2 separate regions of the Homo sapiens genome follow, and region 1 is linked to region 2. Evidence: read pairs that join two places in POLR2A ChIA-PET (ENCODE). Cell type or tissue: OCI-LY7. All regions are shown on one strand. Each heading gives the region's core, and the rest is flanking DNA. Links, peaks and the distances in the headings are about the cores only.

Region 1 (10,740 bases), core at 1,044-9,043, 99 kb after region 2:
TTTCATTTGTCACATAGATGAGGGCTTCCTATGTTGCCCAGGCTGGTCTCGAACACCTGACCTCACCTCATTATGTGATTATGTGCCAGGACAATAGGCCTGAGCCACTGCACCTCCCACAATTTTTGTAATATGAATTACTAACTTATTTTGTGCCAGCTAATAATATTATGGTATCTTGTGCTTTAAATAAGATGCGTCTGAAATGTTTATAGATGAAGTAAGATAATATTTGAAATTTACTTCAAATGAACACTGGAGGAAAGGTACAGAAATGCAGGGCAGTGCAATGGGTGTAATGCACTGTGCACAAGGGAAGGCCTTATTCCCCCACCTGCTGAAGCATTGCCAAGAGACAGCCTGGCTCTGTCAGTATCTTCAAGAAGCACCTCACTGAGGAGTACCAGCCTGTGCTGAGCCCTTGTCTGTGACAGCCCACATCCAGTGTCTTCTCCATCAGGGCTTGCCCCACTGGGTCAGCTCCCAGGTCCATCCCCTAGAACTCACTCTTCCCAGCCCTGCTTCCTTCTCTCCCTTGCACAGATTTGATCCTGGGAGCACTCCCTATTCAACTTCCTGCAAGCTAACCTGGATCTCAGAGCCTGCTTCCAGGGAACTCATCCTGTACAAGTTGAAACAAAACTAGCCGTGAATGGATAATTCTTAAAGCTGAGTGTGATAGGTAGAATTCAAAGATGGTCCCCAAGGTCCCTACCTCTGATATAAACACCCTGTATCATCCCCAGTACTGTCTGGCAATAGATTTTACTCCTGTAACTAGCTTCTTTGGCACAGTTGACCGCTAGCCGGGGAGAGGAGTATTCTGGTGGGCCTGACCTAAATCACATGAGCCCTCCAAAAGCAGAGTTTTCTCTGGCTCCTCCCAGACAGCAATTCAAAGCACAGGGATTCAACAGGCTGCTGATGGCTTTAAGGTGGAGGGAGCCACAGTGCATGGGATGCAAGTGGCTGGTAGCAGCTGGGGCAGCCACTGTGGGCAGTCAGCATGGAAACAGGGTCCTAGGTCCTGCAGCCGCAAGGAATGGAATTCTGCCAACAGGAGCAGACTTCAAGAATTCTCCCCCACAGAGCCTTCAGATGAGAACACAGCCCAGCCGACACCTTGACTTCAACCTTACAATATGCTGAGCAGAGAGCCTAGCCATGCTGGACTTCTGACCACAGGGTGTGAGCTAATCCATGAATATTGTTCTAAGCTGCTAAGTGTGTAGGAATTTGTTGCACAGCAACAGAAACCTAATATACTAGGTGACAGGCACAGAGAGGTTCATAACCCTAGTCTATTTCTGTACAAGTCTGAAACTTTCCATAGTGAAGAAAACCAAAATATTTCACCCCAAAATATATTTCCTTGACATAGTTCAAGATGGTGATTCAGAAGGGCTAGAAATACAAGAGCAACTAAAACGCTGTCTTTTGTCAGGGAGATTTGCATCTGTCGAGAAAATCTGCACGGATGCAACCAGGCTTCCTCTCAGGCCCTCCCTTGTCCTATCCAGGAAAGATTAACTGAGAGTCAGACATCTTTAAAGGTCCGAAAAGCATTCATCACCTATTCTCTCTGAGCACTGCTATCTGTAAACTTTCTAACAAGACCACCTTTGCTAACCAGACCTCATCTTCTCCCCCTCCCATACCTGTTTTGCCATGATTCAAGTCCCCATTCTGTCTGTACACTCAGGAAGGCATGGAAGCTACTGAGCCCCACTGGGGAGTTGGGGTCATCACTCTGGGGTTCTCCTGTGTGCACGTTAATACATTTGAATGCCTTTTATCCTTTTAATCTGCCCTTTTTTTTTTTTTCTGAGATGGAGTCTCACTCTGTTGCCCAGGCTGGAGTGCAGTGGCATGATCTCGGCTCACTGCAGCTTCCACTTCCCAGGTTCAAGTGATTTCAAGTGATTCTCATGCCTCAGCCTCCCAAATAGCTGGGATTATAGGCACGCCCCACCACACCTGTCTAGTTTTTCTATTTTTAGTAGAGACAGGGTTTCGCCACGTTGGTCAGGCTGGTCTCAAATTCCTGGGTTCAAGCGATCCACCCATCTCAGCCTCCCAAAGTGCTGGGATTATAGGTGTGAGCCACCAGGCCCAGCCTTTATCAGCCTTTTGTCCACTGATTTTTCAGCAAAACCTCAGAGGGTGAAGAGGAAGTTTTCCCTTCGTCACCATAACAGTCATCATAAATGTTTAAAATCCTGATTTTCATGTTGCTAATCGAAGCTGAGTGTTGGGAACTCAGCTGAGTGGCTCATTATACTTCTCTCTAATTTCAGGAACATATAAAATTTCCCATAATAAAACCTTCAAAAATTTGTACAATGATTGATTGGTCAGCAGGCAATTTGAGTAGTTCCTACTTACATTATTTTTGTAAGCAAATATTAATAAGTGCCAGCCTTCTTAAAGGGCTTGTCACCCAGTCACTGGAATCATTCTGTTTCTCAACTGAGTTGTCTCTTAGCTTGTGCCCCAGAGATTTTCACACCCAGGTCATCCTAGTGAGAGTCCAAGGGTGGGAGAGAGGAGCATGCTTTTCTTTATGAAGTAAAGGAAGGGTGATTGTGGAAGGGAAGGTGGAAAAGAACCTCAAAACGTGGGCCCTGAAGATGAATTGTAGGCAAAAGCACTTATGGAAGCTGAGAGATTGCAAATTAATTGCATTAAAGCAGTGGTGGCAGTTTTACCCCCAGAGGAATTTCGCATTGTCTGGAGACATTTTCGGTTGTCACAACTGGAGGGTGGGGGTAGGTGCTACTGGCATCTAGTGGGTACATGCACAGAACAGTCCCTTTTTCCCCACCCAAGTATCATCTGGCCCAAAACGTCAACAGTGACCAGGTGGAGAGACTATGCCTTAGACACATCTGTGTCCACACTTCTGGAAAATCACCAGAAACCCCTAAAATTGTGCATACTCTTTTTTTTTTTTTTTTTTTTTTGAGATGGAGTCTCACTCTGTTGCCCAGGCTGGAGTGCAGTGGCGCAATCTCGGCTCACTGCAAGCTCCTCTTCCCGGGTTCACGCCATTCTCCTGCGTCAGCCTCCCAAGTAGCTGGGACCACAGGCGCTCACCACCACGCCCAACTAATTTTTTTTTGTATTTTTTTCATAGAGACGGGGTTTCACCATGTTAGCCAGGATGGTCTCGATCTCCTGACCTCGTGATCCACCCATCTCAGCCTCCCAAAGTGCTGGGATTACAGGCGTGAGCCACCGCGCCTGGCCAAAGTGTGCATACACTTGACTTTGTTACTTTGAGAGACGTATTTCAATTTTTCTGCTACTAAAAGTGATTGCTTCTACTTGGGAAGGTATGAGCATGGGATGTAGCATTTGTCACTGCAGAGAGGCCAGCAGCCCCCAGGTCTGTAGCAAGACACCCATGCCCTCACTTAATGCTGAAGGAGACCATTGGACTGGCTCCAGAGGGCACCGCCCAGGTGCGCGGGTGCGGTAGGATTGTTTTTGGGGAACCCTGGGGCCAGGCCTCACCTTGTGGGTGGAGTAGAGAGGTTGCTCCTAAAAGAAATGAGAATGGGCCTGTAATCCCAGCACTTTGGGAGGCCGAGACGGGCGGATCACGAGGTCAGGAGATCGAGACCATCTTGGCTAACACGGTGAAACCCCGTTTCTACTAAAAATACAAAAAATTACCCGGGCATGGTGGTGGGCGCCTGTAGTCCCAGCTACTTGGGAGGCTGAGGCAGGAGAATGGCATGAACCTGGGAGGCGGAGCTTGCAGTGAGCCGAGATCGCGCCACTGCACTCCAACCTGGGAGGCACAGCGAGACTCCGTCTCAAAAAAAAAAAAAAGAAATGAGAATGGGCGGGCGCCGTGGCTCACGCCTGTAATCCCAGCACTTTGGGAGGCTGAGGCGGGCAGATCATGAGGTCAAGAGATCAAGACCAGCCTGGCCAACATGGTGAAACCCCGTCTCTACTAAAAATACAAAAATTAGCTGGGCGCGGTGGTGCGCACCTGTAGTTCCAGCTACTCGGGAGCCTGAGGCAGGAGAATTGCTTGAATCTGAGAGGCGGAGGCTGCAGTGAGCCGAGATCGCGCCACTGCACTCCAGCCTGCTAATAGAGTGAGACTCCGAAAAAAAAAAAAAACAACGAGAGTGAGCCTCAGCCCTCCTGGGAAGCAAATGAAATGAACTTCAGGCCAGGAAATGAAGACTTGAAGGAATCCATAATCCCTGATTCAGGGAGGCACCTCTCCCTCCCTCTGATCTCAAGGTGCGTGGGCATCTACCAGGGTGAGAGATTTGCCTGAGGGCACTGTGATTCTGAAGAGGTTGGCCTGGCTCCTTAGCAGACAGGAGGCCCTTCAAGGCCCTGAGTTCATTCCTGTGGGTTCCAAGCATGGCCCCAGCATGGCAGCATTAACAAGTGACTGCCTGGGTAGGAATTCCCTTCCTTTACCCATAAACCTTCAGGGAAGTCACATTAAAGCTGTAATCTTGTCACCACTATCTCTTTGGAAAATGAAGGGAGGGATTTATGCCCAGAGTTGGCTGAACCAGTAGAGAGACAAGCAAAAGGCAGGAGGTGCCAGTGTGGTGAGCAGACCCCTTGGGGAATAGTAAGCAGGCTCTGCTACCAGATGACCAGTTTCTTCGAAACTGGGAGAATTCATCTGAAATGATTATTTATGAAGTTCAAGTATATATTCACCCTGAGCAAGAAGAGTTTATTTGATTTCATTAAAATCATAACTGCATGGAAAACAAGTTGGTAAAATAAAGCATTTGTGTTGCACGTGTTTTCCTCTAAAATTAAACTGGGATTATACCCAAAAGCTGCCTTCTGTAACCAGCTCTGTACCAGTTTGGCTGGTATCTACTTCCTGAAACTCACATCTTTATGACAATAATCATCAAGAATAAATACATGAAGCAAAGCTGGGTCTTCCTAGTTCTGTTGCTGCTTGTCACTTCAGGGAAAGGAAGTTGAAAGAAAGAAGACCGAGTATATTTGTTCATCCTACAAACTGTGTGAGTGTATTGTATGCCCTATAAGGTGCACATCTACTCATTGCCAGGTTCAAGGATCTTTGACTTGGACAAAGTAGAAATTTGGGATGTATACTGCTTTTGGGACTTTCCTTCAACTGTAAACAATTATTATGGAGAAGCATACATTTCTCTGATTCTTTGTTGGCCTTTCAGCCTCTTGACCCACTTCCTCAAATGTATAGTGGTTTTTATATTAAATTTTCCCCTTGACTAAGCAAAGCATGTAGTGTCCAGTTACACTTCCTCTTCAATAGGGAAATGCTTATTTTTTCTATTTGTAGAACTTAAAAGCAAACAGTTGCAATATGAAAAAAATTACTTAGTTCACCCCCCTAGAGTGTGGAAATGGATGATTCAGAATTATTATCAAGTATTTCTTTTGGAGGTTGTACAAAGTTCAGATTCGCAATTAGGCACAAAACAATGTCTTGAAGGGATAGGGACTCCAGGGTACAGTAACCCAATTTGAATTCCAGCCCTGCCACCTACTGGCCGTGTGACTTTGGGCAAATAACTTTAGGTCTCTGTACCTAAAACCCCAAGAAGTGCTTGGTAAGTATTATATAATAATTATAGTAATAAACATAAACTTGGCATGCTCATGCTCACATCGGTATCACAGGGACATTGTAAAGAGAAATGATGAGCATGCAGCTTCTAGCGCAGTTCATAGTTGCAGTATTATCTAGATGATTCTAGGGTCATGTGCTTCAGTCACTTTTTTTTTTTTTCAATAGAGGCAAGGTCTTGCTATGTTGCCCAGATTGGTCTTGAACTCCTGGGCTCAAGTGATCCTCCTGTCTCAGCTTCCCAAAGTGCTGGGATTACAGGCATGAGCCACTGCACTCAACCAAGACACATTTTCCTTCACACACACACACAAGTCCTCCATTATAAAATGGGAGGTGCTGATGCTGATTTTAAACCAAATCAAACCGTCCCACTCTTCAGTCTTTTCCCATCAACATAAGTAGCCACTCCTTCCTTCCAGTCGCTAAGGTCAAAAACCTTATGCCACCCCTGACTCCTGCCTTTCTCATGACCCGCATTCTATCTGTCAGGAAATCGCACCCATGCTACCAAAATACCTCCACTCTGACCACTTTTACCACTTCCACTGCTACTACCCTGGTCCAAGCCACCATTCAGAAAATTAGGACACATCTAAAAAGCATCTTCACAGAAACATCTAGAATAATGTCTGACCGAATGCCTGGGTAGCATAACCTAGTGAAATTGACACATAACATTAACTATCACATGATGTTAAATAAATGATCAAATAGTTGATCCATTAAAATAAGAGTTCAAATGGCTTAGTTTAAGCTAGTGTCATTGAAAGAAAAAAACACACCATTTAAAAAATATGTTCAGGCTGGGCAAGATGGCTCACGCCTGTAATTCCAACACTTTGGGAGGCTGAGGTGGGTGGATCACCTGAGATCAGGAGTTCAAAACCAGCCTGGCCAACATGGCGAAACCCCATCTCTTCTAAAAATACAAAAATTAGGGAGGGTGAGGCAGCAGAATCGCTTAAACCCAGGAGACAGAGGTTGCAGTGAGCTGAGATCGTGCCACTGCACTCCAGTCTGGGAAACAGAGCAAGACTCCATCTCAAAAAAAAAAAAAAAAAAAGTTCAAATTTCAGGGTTTTTAAAATAGACATATTTTTTTCTCTAATGCTAATTTCATTTAAGGTGTTTTCAAAAAGTTAAACAAAAATTTTTCTAAAACTAGATTGTGGTAGTATTTATATAACTCTGAAGTTAATAAGAATTATTGATGTATACATTTAAGATGGATGAGTTTGTGGCATGTAAATTATACCTAGATAAGGCTGTTTTTTTAATTGGGCAATAAATGAGCTGTTGATTATGTAAAAACATTCTATTTCAGGAAGAATATTTAAACAGAAAATTCCGGGGCTGAGACACAACTACACTTGATAGTATGCAATTATAAGTAGGATAAAATCGGGAGACACTTGAAAATTAGTATTACAGACAAAATCCTGAGTAGACACAAGAAAATAATATTTTTAAAATAATCTTTTAAAAATAATTTTTGGCCGACTGCGGTGGCTCATGCCTGTAATCCCAACTCTTTGGGAGGCCGAGGCGGGTGGATCATCTGAGGTCAGGAATTCAAGACCAGCCTGTCGAACATGGTGAAATACCAGCTCTCCTAAAATTACAAAAATTATCCAGGCATGGTGGCGGGTACCTGTAATCCCAGCTACTTGGGAGGCTGAGGCATGAGAATGGCTTGAACCTAGAAGGCAGAGGATGCAGTGAACCAAGACTGCGCCACTGCACTCCAGCCTGGGTGACAGAGTGAGACCCTGTCTCAAATAATAATAATAATAATAATAATAATAATTAATAATGATCTTTTTAAAAGGTAATAAGTTTTTTTCTTATAAATTTGAATGACACTGAAAATATCAACTGCTTTTGGAAGGAAAGAGCTAAAATGCACCCTTTGGATTTAGCCACAAAGAAGCCACTGGTGCCGTGACAGTGACACTCTCCCTTCGTGTTCAGCGACATCAGCACTGGGCTTCCGGAGGCACCTGGAGGAGGGAGCTTCCTTCCCACCTTGTCTTCCTCCAGCGCCACTCATCCCATGTAGGGGACAAACAAAACCTTCCAGAGGTGGGCACCGCTCACCTCTCGGTCCCTCATTTTCTCCCAGCAATCACACTGTGCTCAACCTGCCCTTTTCCTTATTTACTCTCCTTTCTATCTAGCACAGCCACCTTCTCTACTTTCTCCAATTTGCCAGTTTTTCTGGGATTTTTTTTTCCATGCTCTTAAAAATTTCCCATCCTCATGGCAGTGACCACAGTCACCGCAGCATTTTGACAGGTATGAAATGAGACTCATAGTTAGCCACTGTGTGCTCACCTGCTCTGAATATGGTGCCCTGAAAGTCCCTGGACTGTGAGAATTGACAGACACAGATGACCAGTCACCTCTTGACTCACATGAGGTCCAGAAACCCATCTGTACAGCTCCCTTCTTGCAAGGGATCTTAACTGGAGGAAGAGAAAACTCAGCCCCTTTTGACGAATGTCTCATGAATGCAGATGCTGGCTGGCGATAGAAAGGGTGGCAGAATTTGTAGACTGTAAGAACATTCTCCACCTAATTACCCCTTGGCCCAACCTCTATCATTCACTTGCTTCTCCAGTGCCCAGGAGCGATGGGACTAAGCAGGCAGTGCTGAAAGAACTGTGGGGACTCTGTCTGAAAGACCTGGCAAAAGAGCCGGAGCAGTCAGCAGCAGTGTCAGCAGCACAGAGAAGGCATAGCCAACAGCAACATAGCAGAGAAGGCAGGGCACAGCCAACAGTAGGGCTGCTTGCAGCAGGTGCATTTCTGAGGATATGTGTGAGCCCTGCTTTGCTGCCTAGGCTTCCCATCTGCTCTTCTCTCCCCACCCAGGAGCCCTTTGAAGAAATGGCGGAAGAGAAGGAGCCTTTCAAAAGCCAAAGCCTGGACTTCCAGCAACATAGCTAAGGGACAACTGGATTGTTGAGATTTGAGATTCTCTATAAAGGCGATACAGTATACACACACGCTGTGTGGAGCCTGGGACATTCCAGAGATGTTGGTATATGGCAAAGCAATTTATTTGCATACATTTGACATGTATCCAGTCACTTTCCCAAGCTCATGGATACTGGCAAAGCTGTCTTGTTTATTTGTTTGTTTTGAGACAAAGTCGTGCTCTGTTGCCCAGGCTGGAGTGCAGTAGCACCATCCTGGCTCACTGCAACCTGTGCCTCCCAGATTCAAGCGATTTAGAGCCTCAGCCTCCTGAGTAGCTGTAATTACAGGTGCGCCACCACACCCGGCTAGTTTGTGTACTTTTAGTAAAGACGGGGTTCCGCCATATTGGCCAGGCTGGTCTTGAACTCCTGGCCTCAGGTGACCCTCCCACCTCGGCCTCCCAAAGTGCTGCGATTACAGGCATGAGCCACCATGCCCGGCCATGGCAAAGCTTTTAATTGCATCTAAGTGTTTTAGAACAGTAGTTCTCAAAGTATCCAGAACTCCTTTCAGAGGGGATGCAAGGTCAAAACTGTTTTCATAACCAACCAAGAGATGAATTGTCTTTTTCACTATCATTCTTTCAGTGGGATATGCAATGGGATTTTCTAGCGGCTGCATATGTGATATTGCACCCGTGCAGAGCAGAGCAGATGTAAAAACCCAGCTTCCTTCTATTAGGACAGAAACTAAAGAGATGTTTTAAAATCTCTTTTTAAAGAATAGCAATTTTGGCCGGGCGCGGTTGCTCACGCCTGTATTCCCAGCACTTTGGGAGGCCGAGGCGGGCAGATCACTTAAGGTCAGGAGTTTGTGACCAGCCTGACCAACATGGTGAAACCCTATCTCTACTAAAAATACAAAAAGTTAGCCGGGCATGGTGGCATATGCTTGTAATCCCAGCTACTTGGGAGGCTGAGGCAGGAGAATCGCTTGAACCCAGGAGGCAGAGGTTGTACTGAGCCAAGATCGCACCGCTGCACTCCAGCCTGGGCGACAAGAACGAAACTCTGTCTCAAAATACATAAATCAAAATTAAATGGCAAAACTCTGGAGAATGCTGGAGGAATGTGTGACCTCCAAATTAAGCAGAGCATCTGTGAGCTGGATGTCCCGTACCCGTTAAAAGTCACTCCCCGTCTCCCCTCCTGCCAGCCCCTGGCATCCATTAATGTACTTTCTGTCTCTATGAATACGCCCATTTTGGAAATTTTACATAAAGAGGATCATACAATACATGACCTTTGTGACTGGCTTCTTTCACTCAGCATCACATTTTTGAGGTTGGTCCATGTCGAAGCGTGTATCAGTGCTTCTTTTCTTTATTGCCAAATAATTTCCACCATTTGGATATGTCGCGTGCTTTGTATCTAGTTATAAGTTGATGGACATTTGGCTTGTTGCCACTTTTGGGGGCGATTATGAGCAGTGTTTTAGGGGCCCACTTTCTTTTTCTTTCTTTTTTTTGAGCAATTTTATCAAAGAATACTTTTTTGTTTTGGAAAATATATTTTTCATGAAAAATATGTGGTTTCTGTTAACATGTAATTGATATGTTACTTTTTTTTTTTTTTTTTGAGATGGAGTCTCACGCTGTCGCCCAGGCTAGAGTGCAAATGGCGTGATCTCGGCTCACTGCAACCTCTGCCTCCTGGGTTCAAGCAATTATCCTGCCTCCCGGGTTCAAGTGATTCTCCTACCTCAGCCTCCCGAGTAGGTGGGATTACAGGCAGGCACGACCACACCCAACTAATTGTTTGTATTTTTAGTAGAAACGGGGTTTCACCACGTTGGCCAGGCTGGTGTCAAACTCCTGACCTCGGGTGATCCACCTGCCTCGGCTCAGGACAAACCACCCAAAATATGGCCATAGGAGATCAGAACATGCCAAAATATACTTCCTTGGCATATTTTGAGCTGGTTATTTTGAGAAACTACAGGCACAGGAACAGCTGAAAAGCTGTCCTTTTGTAAAGAAAATTTATATCTACAAAGGAAATCTACATCGGTAAATTGTATCAGGCAGAAGGCCTGGGATATCTCTATTTTTTTTTAATACCTCTATTAGCTCAGAGACTGTTTCTCTGCAGAGCAGGACAGGGATTGCTCACCAAGCACTTACTTCCCTTTCCCTGCCATGACTT
Region 2 (8,000 bases), core at 1-8,000:
TTAGAGTTTAGCATGAGCAATTGCACAGCACAAACTCTCTGTTGTTTGCGTGCATTGGGGCAGGGCGTCCAGAGCCGGGGGCACTTCAGAGGATGTACTGGTGATTTTAATATAAAAACATCCAAAACAATTAGATGTAAATATGAGGAATGGGTCATATTACCTATTTAATGCGGGGAGAAGTATTTGTACATGCAATAAAAATAACCTAGTGAAGGCCAGGCGCGGTGGCTCATGCCCGTAATCCCAGCACTTTGGGAGGCCGAGGTGGGTGGATCACCTGAGATCAGGAGTTCGAGACCAGCCTTACCAACATGGCAAAACCCCATCTTTACTAAAAATACAAAATTAGCCGGGTATGGTGGTGCATACCTGTAGTCCCAGCTACTCAGAAGGCTGAGGCAGGAGAATCACTTGAACCCAGGAGGCAGAGATTGCAGCAAGCTGAGATTGCACCATTGCACTCCAGCCTGGGTGACAGAGTGAGACTCCATCTCAAAAAAAAAAAAAACCTAGTGAAAAAGATGTTATTGCAAAACAACTTTTGAAATACTGCACATGCTGGACAATTGATGCATTAGTTTAAAAGAAGGAAATGGGCCAGTAATCCCAGTACTTTGGGGGGCCAAGGTAGGATAATCATTTGAGGCCAGGAGTTCAAGACCAGCCTGGGCAACATAGCAGCCTCTTGTCTCTACAATTTTTTTTTTTAATTAGCTGGACTTGAGTTGGAAAGAAGGAAGGCGGAAGGGAAGAAAGAAGGTAGGGAGGAAAAAAAATATGGCCACATGTGAGAAAACCCCCTTAATGAAATGACCGCTGGATTTTCCAAATGATGGGATGTTAAGCAGCCGTGAAGAAATGGTTGATTGACAAATATTTGTGGTATATTAAGTGAAAAAATAGCATGATCCCAATGATCTCTATCTACTTTTTGCAAGGGATTTTTCTAGGTATCACTAAGAATGCTGTGAGATGTGATGTGCTACCTTAGACTATGAAGTCAAACAGATCTGAGTTCAGTTGGGCAGATTTCTTAGGCTCTCCACGCCTGACCCCTGTGTACTTAATAAATGTTGGCTGTTGTTATTTTTATCACCATCACTTTCATCATCACTTCTGGGAGCAACCAAATTGGTTTTGGCACCAGAAGATGTCTTGGGGGACCAATCAGATAGCTCCTCACTTTTTTATTTTATTTTATAAATTTTTAAATTAAATTAAATTAAATTTTTTGAGACAGTGTCACTCTGTTGCCCAGGCTGGAGTGCAGTGGTGCAATCACGTCTCACTGCAGCCTCCACCTCCCAGGCTCAAGCGAGCTTCCCTCCTTAGCCTACTGAGTAGCTGGGACTACAGGCGCATGCCACCATACCCAAATAATTTTTTTATTTTTTGTAGAGACAAGGACTCACCACGTTGTCCAGGCTGTTCTCAAACTCCTGGGCTCAAGTGATCCTCTGCCTCGGCCTCCCAGAGTGCTGGGATTATAGGCGTGAGCCACTGAGCCGGGCCAGCTCCTCACTTTTTGCAGGATGAGAGCCTGGGCTTCCTTTGATCACGTGGAGCCAATTACACCTCCTTGGCTGTTGCGAGCTTAGATTCAGGAGATTGTATTTCCCTAGCATCCAACAGGCATGTCCAAATGTCATCTCTTTTCTTCCACTTCACTTTCTGTCATGTTCCCTTTAGCGGTTGCTGTCGGGGCTGGTGTTCTGACTGAGACTGATGAATTGTTTTATAATTTTTCCAGAGTAATTGCAATGATAGTCATTTATAGGACAGGACAGTCACGGGTCACTTAACAACTGGGGTAGATTCTGAGAAATGCATCATTAGACAGTTTTGCTGTGTGAACGTCATGCAGTGTACTTGCACAAACCTAGATGGTGTAGCCTCGTATACACCTAGGCTATGTGGTTTAGCCTATTGCCCCAGGCTGTAAACCTGTACAGCATGTTACTGTACTGAGTGCTGTAGGCAATCGTAACACAATGGTATTTGTATACAGGCATATCACAGAGATAAGGCAGTTTTGGTTCCAGACTAACACAATAAAGCTAAAACCACAATAGAGTGAGTCACATGAATTTTTTTGTTTCCCGGTGCATCTAAAAATTATGTTTATACTGTAGTCCATTAAGTGTGTGATAGCGTTATGTCTAAAAAAATGTGCACAGCTTAATTTTAAAATATTTACTTGCGGAAAAATGGTAGCAATCATCAGAGCCTTCAGCAAGTCATAATCCTTTTGCTCGTGGAGCATCTTGCCTTGATATGGATGGCTGCTGACTGATCAGGGTAGTGGTTGCTGAGTTGCAGTGACTGTGACAATTTCTTGAAATAAGATGACAATGAAGTCTGCTGCATCAACTAACTCTTCCTTTCATGACAGATTTCTCTGTAGCATGAGATGCTGTTCGGTAGCATTTTACTCACAGAAGAACTTCTTTCAAAATTGGAATCCTTTCAAACCCTGCTATCAACTAAGTTTATGTAATATTCTAAATCCTTTGTTGTCATTTCAACAATGTTCATAGCATCTTCACCAGGAATAAATTCCATCTCAAGAAACCACTTTCTTTGCTCACTCATTAGAAACAACTCTTCATCTGTTCAACTTTTATCATGAGATTGGAGCAATTCAGTCGCATCTTCGGGTTCCGCTTCTAATTCTAGTTATCTTGCTGTTTTCACCACATCTGCAGTTACTTCCTCCACTGAAGTCTTGAACCCCTTAAAGTCATCTATGAGGGTTGGAATCAGCTTCTTCCAAACCCCTGTTAATGTTATATTTTGACCTCCTCCTATGAATCACCAGTGTTCTTAATGGCATTTTGAATGGTGAATCCTTTCTGGGAGGTTTTCAATTTACCTTGCCCAGATCCATCAGAGAAATCACTATCTATGGCAGCTATAACTTTACAAAATATATTTCTTTATTTTATTTTATTTCATTTTATTTTATTTTTTAAGATGGAGTCTCACTCTGTTGCCCAGGCTGAAGTGCAGTGGTATGATCTCAGATCACTGCTGCCTCCACCTCCCAGGTTCAAGTGATTCTCCTGCCTCAGCTTCCCAAGTAGTGACACCACACCAGGCTAATTTTTGTATTTTTTTTTTAGTAAAGTCAGGGTTTCACCATGTTGGCCAGGCTGGTCTCGAACTCCTGACCTCAAGTGATTTGCCCGCCTTGGCCTCCCAAAGTGCTCAGATTACAGGCATGAGCCACTGTGCCCAGCTTCAAAATATATTTCTTAAATAATAAGATTTGAAAGTCGAAATAACTCCTTGACCCATGGGCTACAGAATGGATGTTGTGTTAGCAGGCATGAAAACAGCATTAATTTCCTTTTAAATCTCCATCAGAGTTCTTGGGGAACCAGGTACATTGTCAATGAGAGGTAATATTTTGAGAGAAAACTTTTTATCCTGAGCAGTAGGTCTTAATACTGGGCTTAAAATATTCAGTAAACCATGCTGTAAACAGATGTGCCGTCCTCCAGGCTTTGTTGCTCCATTTGTAGAGCACAGGCAGAGTAGATTTGGCATAATTCTTAAGAGCTCTCTGATTTTCAAAATGGTAATCCAGTGTTGGCTTCAACTTAAAGTCACCAGCTACATTAGCCCTTAACAAGAGTCAGCCTGTTCTTTGAAGCTTTGAAGCCAGGCATTGACTTCTCCTCTGTAACTATGAAAGTCCTAGATGACATCTTAATAGAAGGTTGTTTCATCTACATTAAAAATCTGTTGTTTAGAGTATCCACCTTCATCATTTTAGCTAGATTTTAGCTAGATCTTCTGGATAACTTGCTGCAGCTTCTACATGGGCACTTGCTGCTTCACCTTGCACTTTTATATTATGGAGATGGCTTCTGTCCTTAAACCTTATGAACCAACCTCTGCTAACTTCCAACTTTTCTTTTTTTTTTTTTTTTTTTTTGAGATGGAGTCTCGCTCTGTTGCCCAAGCTGGAATACAGTGACACAATCTCGGCTTATTGCAACCTCTGCCTCCCGGGTTCAAGTGATTCTCCTGCCTCAACCTCCTGAGTAGCTGAGATTACAGGTGCATGCCACCATGCCCGGCTAATTTTTTTGTATTTTTAGTAGAGGTGGGGTTTCACCATGTTGGTCAGGCTGGTCTTGAACTCCTGACCTGATGATCCGCCCACCTCAGACTCACAAAGTGCTGGGATTACAGGCGTGAGCCACCACACCCAGCCCCAACTTTTCTTCTGCAGTTTCCTCACCTCTTTAAGCCTTCACAGAATTGGAGTGTTAGGGTCTTGCTGTGGATTAGACTTTGGCTTAAGGGAATGGTGTGGCTGGTTTGATCTTCTATCCAGACCACTGAGACTTTCTGCATATTTTCAATAAGGCTGTTTTACTTTCTTATTATTAATGTGTTCACTGGAGTAGCACTTTAAATTTCCTTCAACAACTTTTCCTTTGCATTCACAACTTGGCTAACTGTTTGGCCCAAGGGGCCTGTTGTGGCCTGCAATATGCCTTCCTCACTAAGCTTAATCCTTTGCAGCTTTTGGAATAGGGATGCCCGAGGAGAAGGAGAGAGGCAGGAGAGTGGACAGTGGGTGGAGAAGTCAGAACACTCACAACATCTATTGATTAATTTCACTGTCTTATATAGGTGTGGTTCATGGTACCCCAAAACAATTACAACAGTAACATCAAAGATCACTGATCACAGATCACCATAACACATATAATCATGATGAAAAGTTTTGAAATATTGCGAGAATTACCAAAATGTGACATAAAGACATGAAGTGAGCATGTGCTGTTGGAAAAATGGCACCAATAGACTTGCTCAATGCAGGGTTGCTGCAGACCTTCGATTTGTAAAATGCAATATCTGTGAAGTACAGTAAAGCAAATCACAATAAAATGAGGTATGTCTACATCTAAATGTATTTAAACATAGAAAAGGTACAGTAAAAATACAGTATCATTATCTTAGGGCATCAACGTTGTATATGTGGTCTGTCATCTACCGAAATGTCATTATGCAGCACATGACTTTATTGAAAATCATTGTAATATCTTTATTTTGGTAAATTTTTGTAAATCAATGTCTCATAAATCACATGCCCCTGTTTTCAAAAATACGTAATCAAGGAAGCAAGCTTTCTTGGTCAAGTATGCTGAATACTCAACCCCTTGGAGAGGCACGTAGTCATTAAGATGTTCAAGTCTCTGAGAAGTTCTGTTTTGAAGACACGTATTTCTATGTTTAACACAGTTTCCACTCCCGCGCCGCCCCCCCCTCCAAATTAAGTACCAGTCAGCCTCAGGGAGACTGAAGCCAGAACTCTCCTGATTGACCTATCTTTTTGATTGTGTAGTTATAGGATATTCCAAGATAAATGCATGAATACTACCTTGACGGAATGTGATTTCTCAAGTCTTTCCAAGTATGGTGACCACACCTTGAGAGTCAGGGCTGAATTTGCAGATGAGCATTCAGACTGGGTAAACATCACCTTCTGTCCTGTGGATGACAGTAAGCCATTTTGTTTTCCCTTTTTTTGTAATGTCATCATCTTGCCTTGTTTTTTTCCACATTGGTTGGTCCATCAACAAGAATTCTTTGAGGGCCCACAAATGGATGGCCTTGCACAAGGAGCTTAAGGAATATAATAAAGAGAGTTGTATCCCTAAAGAATTCATGGGAGAGACAGAAAAAGATAGGCATATCATCAATGCAACAATTAAATATAAATCTAACACCTTCAGTGCCTCAAGGATGTGACTATGTTGGGGCCCGTGCTGTTGAGGAGAAGTTCTGGAAGGATTCTTGTGGTGAATTTTCTGGGAGAAAGTCAGTATGGAATTATGACTTAAACAAAGAAACATAACGTGATAGGCAAAAGAATGAAGGCAGATGTAGAGATGGAAAATATGATGCGGACAGCCGGCTTGCCCAGAGCGAAGGACAGAGGGAGGGATAGGGCTGATGGCAGGTGGGTTGGGTCAGACTGGTTGGTCAGCATCAAAAATTGTTCCCAGGTTAGGTGGAGATTGCAGTGAGCCGAGATCACGCCACTGCACTCCAGCCTGGGCAATAGAGTGAGACTTGGTCTCAAAAAAAAAAAAAATATTGTTCCCAGGTTAGATTTGGAGGGTCATGGTGACCACCAGAGTCCCCTAAATATGAGATGAGCATATTTAGAATATCAGGAATTGAAAACTAATTAAACCATATATTAGCAATTGAGAGAGTAAAGAAGATTAGAGGTTAAAAGAACCTAATTCACAAAATTCACATACAGCCCTTCAAAACTCACATAGAGAAAAGCACTAAAAGAATTGTCTCTGGCTAGGCATGGTGGCTCACGTCTATGATCCCAACACTTTGGGAGGCTGAGGTGGTGGATCACTTGAGCCCAGGAATTTTCTTTTTTTCTTTCTTTCTTTCTTTTTTTTTTTTTTTTTTTTTGAGACAAAGTCTCACTCTGACACCCAGGCTGAAGTGCAGTGGCGCGATCTCAGATCACTGCAAACTGCCTCCAGGGTTCAAATGATTCTCGTGCCTCAGCCTCCTGAGTAGCTGGGACTTCAAGTGCCTGTCACTATGCCCAGCTAAATTTTTTTGTATTTTTAGTAGAGACGGGGTCTCACCATGTTGGCCAGGCTGGTCTTGAACTCCTGACCTTAAGTGATCCACCTGCCTCAGCCTCCCAAAGTGCTGGGATTACAGACATGAACCACCACACTTGTCCTTGAGCCCAGGAATTTAAGACCAGCCTGGGCAACATGGTGAAACCCTGTCTCTACAAAAAACAAAAAAAATACCAAAAAAAAAAAAAAAAAAAAATTAGCCAGGCATGGTGGAGTGTGCTTGTAGTCCCAGCTACTTGGGAGGCTGAGGTGGGAGAGTCATCTGAGCCTGGGAAGTCAAGGCTGCAGTGAGCCATTATCACACCACTGCACTCCAGCAGCCTGGGTGACCAGAGTGAAGTCTTATCTCAAAAAAAGAAGTGTCTCTATATGGGGAGTGGTCTTTATGCCGGTCCCTGCTCTGGACCCCCATGACCCCTACAGTTACATCCTCCCTGGTAGAGAATGATGCTAGGATGCCTTTCTTCCCTTTCCCAATTCCATCCCAAGCCTGGGTAAAAACGTCTTACTTTTGGAATCATAAATTATCAAAGTTAGATTATATTTTCTAATGGTACCTTTACAAAAACAAAGGAAAGATGAACAGAAAAGTAAGTTTCACAATAGTTAAAAGTACAAGTTTTTGCTCCTATAATTGCTAACTGGCTTACCAGGTCCTAACTTGTCCCAAATCCTGTTAGCTCCCATCCATGGAAGTTCCCTTTAGAGCCTAGGTACAACACGGTTAAGCAGCTTGTCAAAAAGTCATACAGGTCATGAGTGGCTGAGCAAGGATTCAGACCCAGGCTCTTGCTTCTGTGCTCTTAGCAACTACTACCCAATATTGGAGATTTGCCTCTTGAAGTCTATGTATTTTAGTGATAGGAAAGTGTTTCCAGGCATCATGCATAACCTATTTATACTTGCTTTGGCAAAGTATTCCAACAAGTTTTCTTGTCTGGTTTTCAGACGAGCACTTTAGAATGATGGAAGCAGGTCCATTAACAGCCCTGAAAAAGTAACAGCAGCCAAAGAAGAATACAGGACATAACTCAAACACCATGATTGCCTGGAACCATTTATGAATCATTCTATAGTTATTATTGAGTACATCTGTGTAACAGCTGCATTCTGAGCACTGAAGCTACAACAATGAACGAGACAAAATACCTCATGGAGCATATATGTGCTAATCAGGAATACAGATAATAAATAAATAGATACATATTACATGACAGGTAGTGACTATGGTTCTTAAGAAGACTGAAGCAAGGCAATAGGACAGAAAGTAATGGGAGCTGCACTTCTACATAGAATGGTAAGATACAGTCTCTCTGAGGAAGTAGCATTTGAGCAGAGACCCATATGAAGTGAAGGAGC

Evidence for each region. ChIA-PET counts read pairs that join two places held together with the same protein. Peaks named below come from ENCODE experiments on the same cell type or tissue, not always from the same donor. Only the 100,000 strongest peaks of a DNase experiment are listed, where the experiment ranks them.
Region 1: POLR2A ChIA-PET joins it to region 2 with 6 read pairs; 15 of 35 experiments call an interaction of 5 or more read pairs at or near these places.

What each region holds. Positions count from the first base shown.
Region 1 is chr21:33,369,312-33,380,051 of GRCh38, forward strand. No RefSeq gene overlaps it. Among named protein-coding and RNA genes, the nearest start is that of IFNGR2, 29 kb to the right of the region's middle. RefSeq lists an enhancer at 10,731-10,740. In OCI-LY7, for the core only: a CTCF peak has its summit at 5,530 (motif pointing left); DNase peaks (open chromatin) are centred at 4,940, 5,260, 5,500, 6,110 and 2 weaker places; H3K4me3 peaks cover 2,254 bases; H3K27ac peaks cover 4,509 bases.
Region 2 is chr21:33,271,231-33,279,230 of GRCh38, forward strand. It overlaps IFNAR2-IL10RB (IFNAR2-IL10RB readthrough), which reads left to right. Exons shown (of 13, transcript NM_001414505.1): 9 at 5,366-5,523. IL10RB (interleukin 10 receptor subunit beta) reads left to right here. Exons shown (of 7, transcript NM_000628.5): 3 at 5,366-5,523. Among named protein-coding and RNA genes, the nearest start is that of IL10RB, 8.9 kb to the left of the region's middle. In OCI-LY7, for the core only: no CTCF peak of the experiment used is centred there; no DNase peak of the experiment used is centred there.